Regions from separate parts of the Homo sapiens genome. Here region 1 is linked to region 2. Evidence: chromatin loops called from intact Hi-C (ENCODE). Cell type or tissue: GM12878. All regions are shown on one strand. Links, peaks and the distances in the headings refer to the core of each region. The heading gives the core; the rest is flanking DNA.

What was found. Hi-C counts contacts between places; a loop is a spot of excess contacts. Peaks named below come from ENCODE experiments on the same cell type or tissue, not always from the same donor. Only the 100,000 strongest peaks of a DNase experiment are listed, where the experiment ranks them.
Region 1: a loop joins it to region 2, with 1.9 times the contacts of the local background. A loop is called at or near these places in 7 of 110 quality-filtered maps.

What each region holds. Positions count from the first base shown.
Region 1 is chr6:153,308,262-153,317,226 of GRCh38, reverse strand. All of the region lies in intron 5 of LOC105378066 (a long non-coding RNA gene), which reads left to right. Among named protein-coding and RNA genes, the nearest start is that of RGS17, 180 kb to the right of the region's middle. In GM12878, for the core only: a CTCF peak has its summit at 4,395 (motif pointing right); no DNase peak of the experiment used is centred there.
Region 2 is chr6:152,859,903-152,868,867 of GRCh38, reverse strand. All of the region lies in intron 1 of LINC02840 (long intergenic non-protein coding RNA 2840), which reads left to right. It overlaps LOC124901439 (a long non-coding RNA gene), which reads right to left and starts at 5,288. Exons shown (of 2, transcript XR_007059821.1): 1 at 5,137-5,288; 2 at 422-558. RefSeq lists an enhancer at 4,709-4,758. In GM12878, for the core only: a CTCF peak has its summit at 4,813 (motif pointing left); a DNase peak (open chromatin) is centred at 4,777.

The DNA.
Region 1 (8,965 bases), core at 400-8,399, 450 kb before region 2:
CTGTGCTGCACTGCCTGATGTCCAATTTCGGAAAAACCTGTAGGATGTTTTATTTTTTCAGGTGGGATGGTCACTCTGTTTCCCATTCCACCTTGGTCAGAATTAAAATTTTATTCTAGGCTTTTACCACATTCTAGTGGAAACCTTGCCATCCAAGTCTGGTGGTTCCATTTCTTTGGCACAATGGTTCTCCAAATGTAGTGGAGAAAACTTGAGAAATTTGTTTGAAATACAGAATCTAATGTTCTGCTCCCAGAATTTCAACTCAGTAGATCTGCAATCAAATCAGCTATCTGAATTATTAATAAGACCATCATGTGACTCTGATACAAGTGGTTAACCAACCACAGTTTGAGAAACATGCTTTGTGGTGATTTTTTTTTTTTTTAACTTGGGCAAAAATGACTCCGTGCATGCATGGGGTGGGGAGGGCAAGGACTTTGGCAGTATTTCTGCAGTTAATCCTTTGATTAATAATCATGATTATATCCCCATTTTCCACCCCAAATGCCTAGTGCCTTCTTATCCAGAGTTTGGAGCCTTTCCATAGCTGAGCAGGGAGAGCACTTTCACATGCCATCTAGCCACTCTCTGTGTTTGTTTCATGTTTAGATTGTCACTCTGATCTCATCTGTTATCTTCCTGAAAATTTTCAAAAGCCCTGAGTTACCAATGACTTTGTCTCATTTTAAGAATTGCTATGAATGCATTTCCTCAAATACACTTAGTTGTCATTTCCATTGGATTTGTTGGGGGAATACAATAAAGACAGACTCAGTGCTGTACTTTCAACTGAAAGATACATGGTTTTTAAATAGCGTTACAAGTAATCTATTAAATGAGTGATTTCTTGTTATTTGAGTGAGAGATTTCTACATTCTTCCACCAAGGTAACAATGGTGTTGATAATAATATTTCCATGTTCTATAGTGACGAATCCATTTTCTAACATTTTATACTTATGACTGAACTTTCTCCTTAGACCATCCCTAATACAAGGACATTTTTGTCTTATTTTACTAAGATAGGTTAGATAGCTTACTGAAAGCTATCTAACTTATCTTACTAAGGCAGGTTAGATAGCTCACACACATGGGTAGGAATAAGATTCTATGTTTTCCAGTTTTAGGATCACTGAGGCTTACTTGTGTGGTTTCATGTTTGTGTATTTGTTTGTTATTTATGTTTAAAAATCATATGAATTCATAAAACATTAACTACTGCTAAGGTCCACACTGCTGCAAAATTTTGAGGGTGAATACAATTAAATAATCCTGTTGGGCATTTTAGGCATTGGTGTGAGTGATTTCTACATACTAACTCATTTGGCCTTCACAAGAAAGTTATGAAGTATGGATTATTGTGATTGAGATTTTATTGATGGAAAAACTTCAGTACAGAATAATTTGATCCAGATCACCTAGTCAGTAGTTGTAAAAGCCCACACCCAAATCTAGGAAATTTCTTCCAGAACCTCTGTTTTTAACGTCTATACTCCACTGGCTCTTATATTGAATACATTCTCTTTATTCAATCTAGAGAATCATTTTTTGAGATGATCGGCTCAGTATTATAAATACCATCAGGTCATTTTAAATAGACTGCTTCACAAAAATACTATTTCACCAAACCTCTGATTGTTCCCTTCAGTGACATTATATGACTCAGACTTTTGCAGCCTGTGTTATTTTTAGTCATCTTCTTGTCACTTGGGATTTAAGTATTAGGTTTGAATATTGATCTCCATTACCAGTCAAGAGGCATTCTATTGCAATCTTACATTGACTTAACAATAAAAACAAAATATAGAAGTCTACCTAGAAAATTATTATCTCAGCAATTTCATGGTTAAAAAATGGTCTCGTGTGTATTTAAGTATTATGGTTTACCTTACTTTTTTGTTTTGATGCTGCCTACCTTGGGTTTTTTGGGGTTTTTTTTTTTTTTTTTTTTTGACATGGAGTCTCACTCTGCCTCCCAGGCTGGAGTGCACTGGTGCCATCTCGGCTCACTGCAACCTCCACCTCCTGGGTTCAAGCGATTCTCCTGCCTCAGCCTCCCAAGTAGCTGGGATTACAGGCAAGTGCCAAAACGCCTGGCTAATTTTTTTGTATTTTTACTAGAGACAGGATTTCACCATGTTGGCCAGACTGGTCTCAAACTCCTGACCTCAGGTGATCCACCCAGCTCAGCCTCCCAAAGTGCTGGGATTACAGACATGAGCCACCACGCCTGACTCTGCCTACCTTTTAAAATAAGACTTATGACTGTAATGTGTCCAGTGGAACAGCTGACAGGTGACAAGATGAGGACCAGATTTAAAGAATCATTCAAATGTTAAAAAGAGACTTTAACCAAAAGGTTGGTTGGGGACACATCTAGTCATGGATAGATTTGCGAAACTGGCATCATAAAGTATTCATAGAGGCTCTAATTTGTTAATAAAATGAGTAGCATACTGTACCACATTGATTCTTGAAAGAGTGTTACAAGAGATATAAATAGCTGTAATAGTGGAAGAAAAGCTAACGATTACAAAGATTACTTATGTCCAGATTGATCTAGAGAAAGCAACCATCATAAATCCCTGATAATTGTAAAAATAAATGATAGATGAATATATGCAAATATTGAATGAAAAATGGAAAGTCGTTTTATGTTCCTTTTGTGTCTCAAACATGTCCTGGAGGTTTAGAGCCAGCCTATTTCATGAAAGATATCTTTAGTAAAACAGAGATATGCAGAAGGAAAACCAGGAGAGGATTCTTATCCAGGATGAGGAAGGATTTTTCTATTATCTTAAAACATCAAATGATTTTTTTTGGTTGACACGGTGTTATATCCCTACACCGTGAGTTCTTGGGCTCTTTTATTTGTGTGATGGCAGCACCTAGCATTGTGGGCAGATGCCCAACATGTGATAGGAATTAAATAACACTTGTCCAATAAACAAATTCATATCACTAGTTTTAAAATTAGATTTGTTTGCCTATGAAAGGTATATAATAAGAATATATGTTTTACAAATTATTGGCTGGGAAAAACATTACTTTAATGTATTTTTTCTCCTTCCATATTGCTTTTCTACTAGAGAAATATTTATTACCTCATGAGACACATCTTTTCAAATAGCATCTGAATTTATTTCCACAAACCCATTTACAAGTAAGATCTAGTAAGATAGAAACATATCTGATTGCATATTTCCAAATTTCCAAGTATATTCATCTCATTAACATGGTTCTTGAACAACACAATACAAAAACATCTGTTTGTCATTTAATGTCACTATAGCATGGTTTTGGCACCAGCAAGAAGTAATTTTTCCAGGCATTAATGGAGAACTAAATTTATAATATTCTGGCTTTTGTGAGAGAGCACAGCTTTTCAGAACTATAATAATTTTTATTTAAAAACTAAAAATAATGCTATTATAAGCTGTCAGAAATTCAAGGTATGCAATTTAGTTGGCTTTTTGTTCGTTTTATTTTGTTTTGTAATTAACCAGCCATGTCTGTGTTTGAGATAGTCTTTTAAAACAACACTGAAATAGGAGAAAGAGCACTGGCTAGGAGTCAGGAAATGTGAACGTTTCCTTAGGTAACTGTCATCAGTAAAATGAAAACTGAAATTGAATTAGAACACCTCTCGTATCCATTTATAAAGAAGTTAAGTTTTTAATATACATACTTATTTGAGAACACATGGACACAGGGAGGGGAACAATACACACTGGGGTCTGTCAGTGGTGGGGAGGGGAGGGAGCACATCAGGACAAATAGTTAATGCATGTGGGGCTTAAAACTTAGATGATGGGTTGATGGGTGCAGCAAACCACCATGGCACACGTATACCAATGTAACAAACCTGCATGTTCTGCACCTGTATCACAGAACTTAAAGTAAAATAAAAATTATAAATAAATAAATACTAAGAAATATAAATATAATTTAGATAATACATAATATAGCACCTAACAGAAAACAGCCGGCTGAGTGTAGAAAATAAGGAACAAAATATACATGTGGAAGAAGGATAACTGATTTAAGAGTTCTAGATCCAGCACCATCCCATGCTTATAATATCACCTTTGAGAAGTCATATGTGACATCTGGACCCCACTCTTCTCATCTATAAAATGATTGAATAGTTTGGTCCAGCTGATCTCAAAAGTCCCTTTTAGCTCTCAAAATTATACATTCATTATGATTCATATCAGGACACTGTGTCTCTTCTCTCAGATTGAACCTCTTTTCTGACTTGAGGAAGGTTAAATCTTTGAGTAGTTTTGTAATTAGACATGATTTCAGAAACAGAATTGTCAGTCCAATTACACAACTCTTGAAGCACGTTCTCTGGTTGGATCACATTTTGAGCCAGGACTGGCACTCCAGCAGATGGCACTGTGCCATCACCATGGGACCAGCCGGCCCTTAAGTACAAGCACTCATCGCTTACTCAGAAGTCTTAATCATTTGCAGTAATCAGCAGTGCCATGCTCTTTTTCTTTATTATTATAAGCTGAATTTAATACTTGCTAATTTGAATAATTATGTGCTGTTTAATTCTCCACTCTGCTGTCAGGTGGATAAAAGTTGAAAGAGGAGTTTGCTAGTTCTAAACCTTCAGTAAATAACAGGGCAGAGGTAATAAAGTTGTCTTTTCCCCAGAGGAAAGACAATTGAATTCTACCTTCCCTGAAGGCTGCTGGACCAGATATTGAGACCACGCACTCTGTGAAGGCAAGAACCATGCTGGATTCATGTTTGCGTCTCTATGCCCTAGCTTATTCAGAGGTGCTTAATAAAGCTGTGGAATGGGTTAAAACAGAATATAGGATTACTAACATAGGTTGCAGATAGATGTGGAGATGACAATGTGTAGCAATTTTCTTCCAGTACTTCAAATTTTAAAGGAAAGTAGGAGGTACAGTGATCAGCTGAGAGGAGAGATAGAGGAAGAGACGTTAGAAGTTCAGAAGGCAGAGAAAAAAATGTGAAATATCTTTTGGGAGAGTGGGAGAATGCATGAAGTATACTACAGTAATACAGTATGATTCCTGAGCATATGGTATGATGACTGGTCAGTTTTAAAAACAGGTTGAAGTTTTTGGTTCTGATTTAAAACGAGAATAATAAAGCTGTGAATTTAACTCCAGCTACATTCATAGGGGCAGGCATGGTATAGGCAGAAAGTCTGACATAGTCATTTTTGAGATTTTACCCGACAAGAACCAGGGAGAAGAATGGGATTGAGAGAGTCAAGGGTGACTGCAGTGATTGACCATGGAATTTCAGATGAATAAAGAAAAAAAAATAGAATGTTAGGGAATAAAAATGAGGGAGGACCTAAGAATTGGAGGTCCTGGTAGGGTTGAAAGACTGTTAAAGTGTCAGATGAAGTCAGGTGAAATGTTAGTGGAGGCAGTCAGCAAGAAATGTATAAAACTGAAATTATGGAGGGGTTGCAGTTATTGACAATGAAAAATCCTAGAATACGACCACCAGAGTTATGACTGAGGGAGGGCGAAGGGTAACATTACTGAAGCAGAGGAGTCTTAGAAAGAAAAAGGCCAATGTGTTAGAAATATTATCCATGTGTATCTTAAAATCAACAGGAAGAAAATCAGAAGTAATGTCAGAAAGAGTGACAGGGAATAAAAATGTGGATCATCAAGGAATCAGTGAGAATGAGACAAGGACCCTCTTAGATGATAATCATGTTGAGGATACAATCTAATGAGATGATATTCAAAGACAGAGGATTTTAGGGAGGAGGGAAGGAGAATGGTTTGAAAACAGCAAGGAGGAATAATAAGGACATTTCCTCAACACATGCCCTTGGGTAGAATATAAAAGTTACCACTTAAGAGGGCTGCAAAGAAGGTGGAGTAGTCAGAACACTCAGAATTCTGTTAGAGCAAGAAGGTGAAATAATTACAGAGGAAGAGCATATTGTAATCAGAGAAGAGCATACATAACATTTGATAATGATGAGCCATAATATCTAGATGAAATCGTGAAAAAGCTTTCAGAATTTTTGAAAGAATGGAGAAAAGGAGTAGAACAGAGGATAGTTGACCTTTGTGAAAATTAGTGTAAAAGATGAGAGATGATTAACATTAAAAGGAAGAAAAGGTGTAATAATATTTATAAGTCACTGTGGATTCAAGGAAGATGATAGTGGTGAAGCTTTGGATGTTGGGGTAAAGGAAAGAACAGGTGTCTGGATTCCTTTGTTGACACTCGTTCATGGAAATAATGAGATCTACAGAAGCTGTTTAGTCCCACTCTATGATACCTTGTTGACCCCTGCTGATGAGAGTATAAGATCCCCACTTTTACTTGTGGGTTGCTGGAAGGGTGAGCTGAAACATCAGTGCACAGTTTCTGTATTGAAGGCTAATGATGGAGTTTAAACTCCTCAGGAGGTCATTTGTTACTCTCGGCATGGTAGGGGCCTACTCTTCAATGGTGGTGGGTATAGAAGGCTCTGATGAAGGTTCTGATAGGTATAGAAGGTTCTGAATTTTTCTGAGAAAAATTCTGTTTTCTTTTCCTGGAACTTCTATTGTTTGGATGTTGGACTCTCCTGCAATGATCCTCTAATTGTCTTGTCTTTTTTTCTGCAGTTTTTATATATTTGCCTGTTCTTTCTAAAAAATTTCACCAACTTGATTTTTTTCTACATTCATAGGAATAAGGGGGAGGGGCGACACTTATGAGATCTTTCTTTGTCTGTTTTCCAGGAAAAAGCATCTAGTGGTTGTTTTGTGGGTGCCTAGATTTTTTCTTCTCTTGGAAGATATTATCACTTCTTTGATGCTTTCTTTTCCATGAATTACCTTTTTTTCCTTAAGAGTTACTTTCTTTATTCATTAGGCACTACAAAGCCAGTTAAAAATCTCTGTGTACTGGAGCAAGAGGTGGTCAACTAGTGGGCTTAACCAAAGGAAACTGGGCAAGAACCAAATGTTACACTTGGCTTCTTCCAAAAAGCAATGTCTGTAGGTATTTTCTTTGAGCCACTAAACTTTTACAAAGAATTTTCAACATTCTTAGAAAGTGAAACAGTGGAAGGGGGTATAAAGTACATAAACTTCTATCTAATTTCTGTTTCTAATAAGATACCTTAGTTCCTACCCTTCCTTCTGTCATTATTCCCTCTAGTTCTAGTTATGCATTGAATAAATGTCACAGGGGTAGTTTTATTAAGCACAGATGAAGAAGAATTTCTTCTAAAGGGTCTAAGGGCTTCTTATGGAGACACACAATTAACCTCCCAGTGTTCACCCCAGCTCTTGCCTCCACATCCTGAGGCTTATAGAGCTTCTAATTCCTTAGCCTTTAATGGGTTCTGCTCTGTAAATTAGCTCGTTTCTAAATGGTATTTTCTTCTGCTGCCCTGGATTTCAGCTTTCTCAGCTCTGCTAAGCCTCTGACTGCTAATACATCTGTTTCTCAGCCTCTAAAAATTTACTGATGTTTCTCATTTACTGTTGCTTCCTTTCCTGAGCTCTTTGCCTGGTGGCTCATTTCTTTCTGTTCCCCCCGTGCTGGTATTTCAGCAGGATATTTGGATGAGGCAGAGATCTACACATGTATTTTATTTCCCCTGCTATCCATCATTCCTTTCTGCCAGTGGAATGGAAAGACCCCTGCTAAGCCTCCTGTTGGAGCAAGTGTGACCTGGAGTTAATGTTCACATAGCCAACAATGATTTTGTTGTCACTGCTGTAAAAACCACACATAAAACTAGGAAGACAATTTTGGTTTTGCCATTTTCTCAAAGGAAAGAGATTTATACACCTGTCCCCTTTAATCCTATTTGATAAATGTCACTATCGACATGTTACAAATGTGCCAGCTAAACTTTGCGTAAGATAACTTAACGAGGTTGCTAAGTGGGGAAGCACACTTTGTCCCAGGTCTCTTTGAACGCAGAGACCATTCTGACACTGCATCGCACATCCCCCTTAAGGACCTCAAACTAACCTTAGTTACCTAGTTTGGAGAGGTTGTCTGGAATATGTTGTGATTTAATAAATTTGCATGAAAATATAATTGCTGTGATACATTAAAGTATTAGGTGGCATCGCACTAATGATTTCAAAACTTTCCATGCACTTTTAATATAAAAACTCATAGCTCGGTCATTTTTAGACTGTTTCCTTGTGTTGTTTGGGCATGTGGTGGTGGCAGCCAGGTGTGGAGGGGCAGAAGGAAGAAGCAAAGTGGAGTAGGAAGTGTGAGAATGTGCATGTAATCTACGCCTATGCAGCACATCCAGGCACGCCAGCTTCAACTCGCTTCATCATGAGAGACCAAAAATAAACATAATGAAATAGAGGACATTCTCGCGCCTCAAAAAATTGAACTATCTTAAAAGGTATGTATATATTAGAAATATTTACAAGTGAATTTCTTGGCAGAGGCAAGACAAATGTGATGCCATAATTCAGTAGATGAGAGTTAAGAATCCTTGCAGAACTGAGCATTGCACCCTCTAAAAATTGGATTTACTTGCTTGGATATTCCATCAGTGCCTCCCCATCAAATCTATGATATCCCAAATGGTGTGACAAAAATGATGCCTCTTTTTCTAATGAGTTTCTTATGTTTTTCTCCTCTGTTTCCCCGCTAATGTTCTTTTCTCATCAGCAAGGGCAAGACATTTGTTCTTTAAAATAAATTTGAATTGAAATTACAGAAGAAGAGTGGGTGGTAAATGCCTGGCAAGGTAAATAATTTGATGAGACACAAAAATAACGAAATGTCAGCCAACTTCACTGGAGCTTGAAGGTTTAACTCTATAGGAAGTTTCAGAGAAAGAAAAATTGGCGCCAATAAGTTAAAATTGCAAGATTAATCCTCATCAAAGCAAAAAGTGGGATGATTTACTGATGAAAACTTTCATATTGAAAGCCAGTTACATCAATAATTCCTTTCACTATAACAACTAGAAT
Region 2 (8,965 bases), core at 738-8,737:
AGGTCAGGAGTTCAAGACCAGCCTGGTCAACATAACGCAACCCCGTCTCTACTAAAAATACAAAAATTAGCCAGACGCGTTAGTGCGCGCCTGTAATTCCAGCTACTCGGGAGGCTGAGGCAGGAGAATCGCTTGAACCCAGAAGGCGGAGGTTGCAGCGAGCCAAGATTGTGCCACTGCCCTCCAGCCTGAGCGACAGAGAGACTCCTTCACATATGTGATTAGCCATGGTTTTTCTTCAAATTTGATTTCTTAATTTGGTAGGAAGGGAAATAAAGATAAATAATTATGATGTTTCCTTAGCAGGGATACAAGGACCATTGGGACAATTGTAAACCAATCCCTTCTTACCACATGAAAAACAGAACACATTTTAATTCCTCCCTCTCTTTATATTCAGCCAAGCCCCGATGAGACTTCCTTTGTGGTGCTCACATTTATTTCATTCACTTCAGTTCCAGCTGTCATAATGCAGACCCTTATCACCTGACCGTGATTTAGGGTAATATTCTTCTAACTTTTTCTTCACTAACCTGCTGAGTCGCCAGATGAATCCTCCTAAAAAAAAATTTAGAATAATATCACTCTAACGTGATAAGTCCTAAAATGTGTCTTTCATAATAACTTTCCTGTTTACAATTCTTAGAAGTCCCGCACTACCAACTGGCTAATGTCCACTTCTGGCTTTCTGCTCCTGACCTCAATCTAACGTTCTAGATTTTTACCTTCCTCATTCTTCTCCCATCTGTGCTCTGTTTTGGTTTGTTACTTAGCTGCTTAAAGTGCACTTTCTCTGTTGCTTTTTGCCTTTAAATATTTAATACCAGTTAAAGTCTCAATTCTTTTGCGAAGTCTTCTTTAGGAACTTGAAGCATTTGCAAACACATGTTTGTTCTCACTTTAATCATGTATGGCAATAGGATACCAAATTCAATCCATAATTGTTTATGTGCTGGGTATGGTGGACAACAAAAATGTTATGTTTAACCCGTAATCTTGGGGAATGCACAGCCTACAGCTGCACTGTTCAGTTGGGAGGCTGCTCACCACCTGAGGCTACTGAGCACTAGAAATGTGGTTCCTATGACTGAGACATCGAGTTTGTTATTTTATTTAGTTTTAATTAATTTATCTCCGAATTTAGAATCTGAAGCAATGCAAATAACATTTTTTATTAAACACAACTCTGTTTTTTGGTAGGACAATATTTTATTTTTTTGTTGTACCACATAAAACATTATTATATCACAATGTATGTGAGGTGAGGGTGGATGGGGGTATGGACTTCATTTCTAGATAAACGCATCATCCATCTAGTCAATATCACTGAACTGACTCAGTTCCAAATATGTTTTCTAAGCACTGATAAAACAGTATAATGTATTCGAGTTGTTGAGACAGACAGCCAAAGTCACAGTAACTAATTGTAAGGTAGGTATAATTATGGTACTATGTTGGGGATATCTATTATATTTTAATTGTAGTATAATTAAATTATTTTTCTTGTTAAAAAGTAAGTATGGACATATATTTTTAGATTTAAAATGAAGGCATGTTGCTGATTTAAAATCAAGAGTTGCAGAAGCTAGCACTATGCCCAGAAGACTGGAAGAGAGAGAAAGAGTGAGAGACAGAAATTGGAAGAAGATATGTCCCAATGATGAATGGCAATTGCAATTTGTTGTGGCAGAGCAAAACCTAAAAAGCTTTCAAAGCTGTTGTGAAAAAAGATTTTATGTTAATAAAGTGGATAATATTTAGATGTATTTTCAGGAAATACACAGTGAATTTAATAATAACTTTCCTCTCAACAGTTACAAGTTAAAAAAGAATTAAAAAAATTAGTTGGCAAAAATAAGGATGAACAGTCCAATCATCACAATGAAAATATTATAATGTTTAAGTAAATCTGACCTTGTAACTAGGGCCAGCTATTAAATGGCTTGTATATTTGTATGAAAAAGAAAGCCATTTTTAGATGAAGGAATGTAAAAGGAGTCACTGTGTCAGATATGGAACTTCTGTTCTCCAATCTTGCAGAAAAGCCTTAAAAAGGTATTTTATAAAAAGTGAAATATCTACACTTAATTAACCGAACAGTTGCTTCATAATACAAGACCCTTCTAACCGTATCAATGATCTAATGAATCCAAATTGGAAAAATTGAAAGCACTTTCTTTTCACTTTAGTTGAGTCTTGCAATAGAAGAGATAGTGTTCAATTAGCAATGTGGGTGCCTTTTGTCTCAAAGGATTTACTTCCAAAGATATGAAGAAGTGTGGTTTCACAACTGCACGGCATAGATATTTTTGATTCTTTCATATCTCCAAAGAAGAATTTAAGCTAATTATGAAAAAAATAATTTCTATTGTGATGAAACTGCTCTAGTGTACTGGAATTTTAAAACGAGAATTTTTCTTTCTTCTTTCATTCTGTGCTATGATACATACAGTATGTATGCAGTTTTTTCAGACAGACTCCTCGAAATATTTAATGGGTATGCTTGTTCAGTACATATGGGTGTATGCTAGGAATCACTGCAAGTTTAGAGGACTGCTGAAAGAAACACGAGATTAGGACTCTAATGATCTTAAGTTCTTTGACCAAAGCTCATGCATTAAGTCATGGAAGACTTTTTACAAAATTTCCTGTGCTGCTAACTCCAATTCAAGATTTTCTTGAAACTAATAAATGTTTACCATATATTTAATAATTAAAGACAAAAGAAATGACAATGTGGTTTATATTCTGTCACTGATACCACACTACATGTGAATAATATAAATTTGAAGCTCCAATAGAAAGAAAAAGCATATTTGTGATTAGGTAGACATGCATGAGAACTTCTGTTGAAATTAAACCTTTTTATACTTCTAAACAATACTAAAGATTTTACAAATATTTATAAATCAGTATTCAGAAGATTTTAATTGTAATTGACAGTTTTATATAAATTGGCTGCACAAACTACATGAAAAACATGAAGAATGCTTTGTTGATATTGATTGATTAGGAGTTGATTTTTAATTTACACAATAGTCTGAATTCAATGTTAATAACCGGTTGACTTAACAGTTAGTGAGTTTACTTAACTTGGGGAGCTATAGTTTTAAAGGTATATGATTTTGCTTCAAAGTCTAAACAATTCTTTTTAAAAAACAAACCAGTTTTGTCAATGTGCATATGAATATTAAACAAAAATAATGTTTTGGTACTCAAATTATTGGAAAAGTTTTAAAATGTATTTGGAACAACTTGAGCATGTGAATCTACTTTTCAATTGTAAATTGTAAGTAATCTCAGCACAGATCAAGTATTTCTGATGAAAATATTGTGTCTGAATTGAGTTGTCCTTTAAGTGTAAAATATACACTGTATTTCAGGGTGGGTGCAGTGGCTCATGCCTGTAATCCTAGCACTTTGGGAGGCCATGGAGGGTGGATCACTTGAGCTCAGGAGTTTGAGTCCAGCCTGGCCAACATGGTGAAACCCCATCTCTACCGAAAATACAAAAATTAGCTGGGCGTGGTGGTGGGCATCTGTAATCCCAGTTACTTGGGATGCTGAGGCAGGAGAATTGTTTGAATCCAGAAGACGGAGGTTGCAGTGAGTCGAGATCATGCCTCTGCACTCCAGCCTGGGTGACAGAGGGAGACTCCATCTCAAAAACAAACAAACAAACAAACAAACAAAAAAACCTATCTATCTATCTATCCATCTGTCTATCTATCTATCCATCCATCCATCAACTTTCTATCTATCTAGATATACATACTGAATTTCAAAGACAAAAAATGTGAAGTATATCATAATAAATATTTTATATCAGTCAAATGTTGAAATGATAATATTTTGGGTATACTTGATTAAATAAATATACTATTAAAATTATTTTTACTTGTTACCTTTTACCTTTTTAATGTAGCTACTAGAAAACTTTCAGTTATGTTTCTGTTGGACAACACCACTGTAGACAACTCATATTTTGACATTGTATTAACTTCTTTAATATTATTTAACTTTTCAAGGTGCCTGACTCACGTTCCCTATCAGACTAAATTCTACTTGAGATCAGGAATCATGTTCTTCTTTTCTCACTTAGCCAGCTATTATTGAGAGCTTACACAGAAGACAGAAAGGTACATTTAAGGCCCATTTCTTGCACTCAAAGAACTCATAGTTTAATAGGAAAAGATATGTAAATAAATAATCAAAATATGGAGACATAAGAACTTAAAGATCATAAAGACATAAAGAGCATAAAGACATAAGAGCTTAAAGCTTCAAAGCACCATGGCTCTTGAAAAGAAGGAAGACTAAAGCATCCACCATAGCATTCTAGCAAGCAGACTGCTATGTCGTTACTTAAATGGCTTTGAGACTAATGTAACAAATGGAATTTAAATCCTTGATTGTACAATGGAGTCAGAGTAGTAGAAAAATGCTAGTGGGAAAGAAATAGTCATAAAAAATTGAAGGTGAAGTAAGAAGTATGAAAGAAAATGAATTAAATTATGTTCAGTGTGTTTGGATGGAAGTCTTGGTTTCATGCGAAATTCATGCTGAGAATAAAGGAATGTGTTTCCATGCGATAACACAAACTCTTAGCTTTGTTGCACAGTTTAGAAGTAACCAAAAGCAGGAATGAGAAAATATTCATCTTATCATATCTGCCAGTTTTAAAGATACTGTTTACCATGCAGTGGTGTTTGAAGCAAGACCATCTGTGTAAACAGAAATGTAGAGAAAGCAAGCAGTTCTCTGAAGTGCTAAGACTAAGGACTCTTATTGCTTCTGCTTTGGCGCCCTCAAGTGGCCAATTGAAATGAGTAATTCAAGGTATTGTATAATATTGTATTGCGCTTATTTGCAGTTATGCACCATCCTTGCATTAATTGGCTTTTCCCAACTATGTCACTAATAGATGGCCCCATTGAAGATGAAGCCTTTGGTAAGTTGTTTCAGAGAATTTTCCTTTCCAAATAAAGGAAGAAACCACCATTTTGTAAGTGGATGCTTATTTTAGGCAATACAAGGCCTAGACATAGTGATGAAGTACTGGCCCCGGGGTGTTTTGAGAGAAAGACAGAAATAAATCATCCGTCTTTCGAAAATTCTCTACAAATATTTCTATACCATAAGAGACGACTTGGAATCTTCCGATGTCCAGAGTGTCCCTTAGATGGTAAGGCTTACTGATGAGAGAAGGGGCCGCCTTCTATATCTTTATTTAGTTCTTTAAATGTCCTCTGGGCTGTAGAGATGAGCATCATGAGTCGCTGATGAAGGCTGTCCAGTAGCCAAGCTAAATGTGCTCCATCTAGTCACTGCGCCAAGAATGGGCCTATTATGACACATACTAGTATATTATGTGACCCAATAAAAAGTCTCCATTATTAAAGGTCATAGTAAATGGATATACTTCAGTACAAGAAATGAAAGCAACAGTCATTCTTTTAGGAACAATCAGCTGATTTCAGGAAAGTTTTTATGCCATATTTTTAATTTTTGACAAAGCATAAATGATGACACTTTGGTGTGATGAGTAAAACTTTGCATTTATTGTCATACCTGTCTTATGAAAGTCATGAACTATTAATGAACTTAATAGTTGATTATTTCATTAACTTTGACACAATCCTGTAAGGTAGGGCAATTGTAATTCCTTCTGTAGGTTTTCATATTCTTAGTTTATTAGGAGAGGAACCGTCAGGACTTAGAAATAAAAATAAAGACTTGGTAGTTGGTATTTGGCAGGAGAAACAATTCTGAGTAATCAACTGGGAATTAACAGATGCAGAATCTAAGCACATTAAAAATAAAAATTCTAAAAGATTCACTGTAGAGCCAGATGATATTTTATCTATTGTCTGATATGTTTTCAATATTCTAAAACATAACATCGTGATATAAAAGGACTTCTCATTAAAGATGACAAAGGAGAAAGAATAACAATGACATGCCAGGATTCTGCTATCTGATAGTTCTGAAGAGCACTTTCCATAATATTAATGTACTTTTGTTGTTGTGAGAAGAATCTAATATTGATTTTTGAAATGAGACATTTCTTTATTGTGGAATTTAGAGTGTAGTTTAAAGAATTTTTTCCATGGAAAGAAACCCTTCATTGCACTTGATTTGAGGGTTTCTTTAATTATTATTATTGTGGATGAAAAACCTTTCAAATAGGCAGACCTCATGTAAGCATATTGGATTTGAATGAAATTGTAGCACCAAGTATCAGAAATTTATTATTAAGAATAATAATTTTGATAATAATTATTAATAAAAATTCTTAATAATATTATTTATCGAACTTATATTTATTAAATGTCTATAATGTATAACTGCCAACTCCCATATAATGTCTTGAAATAAAAACCAACTAGGAATAAGCTGTCCTGGAGGCTTATATTTACACACTTCTTCAAACAATAATCTTGGTGTCTGTGAGCACCTGGTGTCTTACTGTAGTGTAAGGTAGGTAGGAAAGGTCTGTTTTCTTTAATGTTTAGGGTTTGTGATGCATAAATAAAATAATGCATGTAAAAGGCATTTTTGAAATGCTAGAATTCTAATTTCTAGTTGTAGTTCTTTTTTTTTTTTATTGTATATTACTAGACTAGCCAAACCAGCAAATTCAGACAATGGTATCTGTTTGATTATAATATGCTTCCATATAACAACAAACAACTAATCATTTGTTGGTCTATATCAGAGGGAAAAAAGATGATCAAGTTGATAATCTCTGGTTAGCTCACACTGTTATTTAAGGAAAGACCTTTCGTCTTATCATATTTTATCCTCACTGGAGCAAATGTTTGTGTCTTTTTTATTTGTACAGATTTATGGGGTACTTGTGAAATGCTCTTGCATGTATATAAGACAGAGTGATCAAGTCAAAGTACAGTAAATTTTTGTTAACTATAGTCACCCTACTCTGCAATCAAACACTGTATTTAATCCTTCTATTTAACTGTATGTTTGCACTTTTAAGCCACTTCTCTTCATCCTCCTCCCCATTTTTACCAGTCTCTGTTATCTTTCCACTCTCTACCTCCATGTAATCAAATTTATTAGCTCCCACATATAAGTGAGAACATGTGATATTTGTCTTTTTGTGCATAGATTATTTCACTTAAGATAATGGCCTCCAGTTCCATCCATGTTGCTGCAAATAGCATGATTTCATTCTTTTTTATGGTCATATAATATTCTATTGTGTATATATACCACATTTTCTTTATCCATTCATCCACTGATGGATGCTTAGGTTGATTTCATATCTCTGCTATTGTGAATAATACTGCAATAAACATGCAAGTGCAGGTATCCCTTTCATGAGTTTATTTCTTTTTGCTTGGGTAGAAACCAAGTAGTGGCATTGCTGGGTCAAATGGTAATTCTATTTTTAGATTTTGAGAAATCTCCATGCTGCTTTCCACAGGGGATGTACTGGTTTACATTCCTACCAACAGTGTATAAGGGTTTCCTTTTCTCCACATCCTCACCAGCATCTATTATTTTGTCTTTTTTTAAATAGCCATTTTGACTCGATAAAATGATTATCGCATTGTGGTTTTGATTTGCATTTCTCTTATGATTAGTAATGTTGAGTATTTTTTCACATACCTGTGACCCATTTGTATGTCTTCTTTTAAGCAATGTCTATTCATGTCTTTGTTCGCTTTTTAGTGGGATTATTTAGTTGTTGTTATTGAGTTGTTTGAGTTCCTTGTATATTCTGGATATTATTTCCTGTTGGATGAATAGTCTCCAGACATTTTCTCCTATTCAACAGGGTGTCTCTTCACTCTTGATTATTTCTTTGGTTGTGCAGAAGCTTTTTAGTTTAATTAAGTTCCATTGGCTATTTTTGTTTCTATTGCCTGTGCTTTTGATGTCTTAGTCACAAATTCTTTGCCTAGACCAAGGTCCAGGAGAGTTTTACCTAGGTTTTTCTTTGTTTGTTTGTTTTTTGTAGTTTTGGGTCTTACATTTAAGTCTGTAATGTATTTTGGGTTAATTTTTGTGCATGATAAGGGACATGGGTCCAGTTTCATTCTTCATGTGGCTATCCAATTTTCCCAGCATCGTTTATCGAAGAGGGTGTTTTCCCCCAATGTAAGATCTTGTTGGCTTTGTTGAGAATCACTTGGCTGTAAATGTGTGTCTTTAATTCTGGGTTTTCTATTCTGTTCATTGGTGTATGTGTCTATTTTTATGCTAATACCATGCTGTTTTAGTTACTATAGCCTTGTAATATCTTTTGAAGTCAGGTTATGTGAGGCCTCTGGCTTTGTTCTGACTTGTTTTTGAATTCCCCTGGGTCTAGCCAAATATCTGGCACAGATAGGTGCTCAATAAATCACTTTAAGTTTGTTAGTATATTAACAAATTCTTATCAGGCGAAATAAATTCTTAACAATAAACCAAAGTTCTAGTAAAGGCTAAATTGACAATAATAATAGTTACAGCAGAACAATTAATTGGTATTATATGGAAGTTACTAGAGAAACAAAGAAAGCCCAATAGTAAAATTACTGACAATACATACACCTGGAGAATGATAGCCCACCATTGGTAATGCAACGCAGAGCTCCACTGAGATGAGACTATGTAGTAGAAACCAAGATAAAGGCACTCTGAAAATGAATTCATATGTAAACCTAGAAAGTGAAAAACAGTCTTCAACGAAGAAACAAATATTACATTGAAAATGCTCAGAGGCAGAATTTTATGTAACTCCATATGAATTTTGCATAAAAGTCCAATAAAATGAAATTCTGGGTATTCAGCAGCTTTGGCAATTGAAGCTCTGAATATTCTAGGCTACCCACAGTTTATTTGAGAACTCTGTGATAAAGGAGAAGAGCATTGCTGTGAGCTGTACATAGACAAATAAGTTAGCAAACTATGTTTTGTGATAGATAAATATTTTGGAAATCAGAATTTTTTGCGTTAT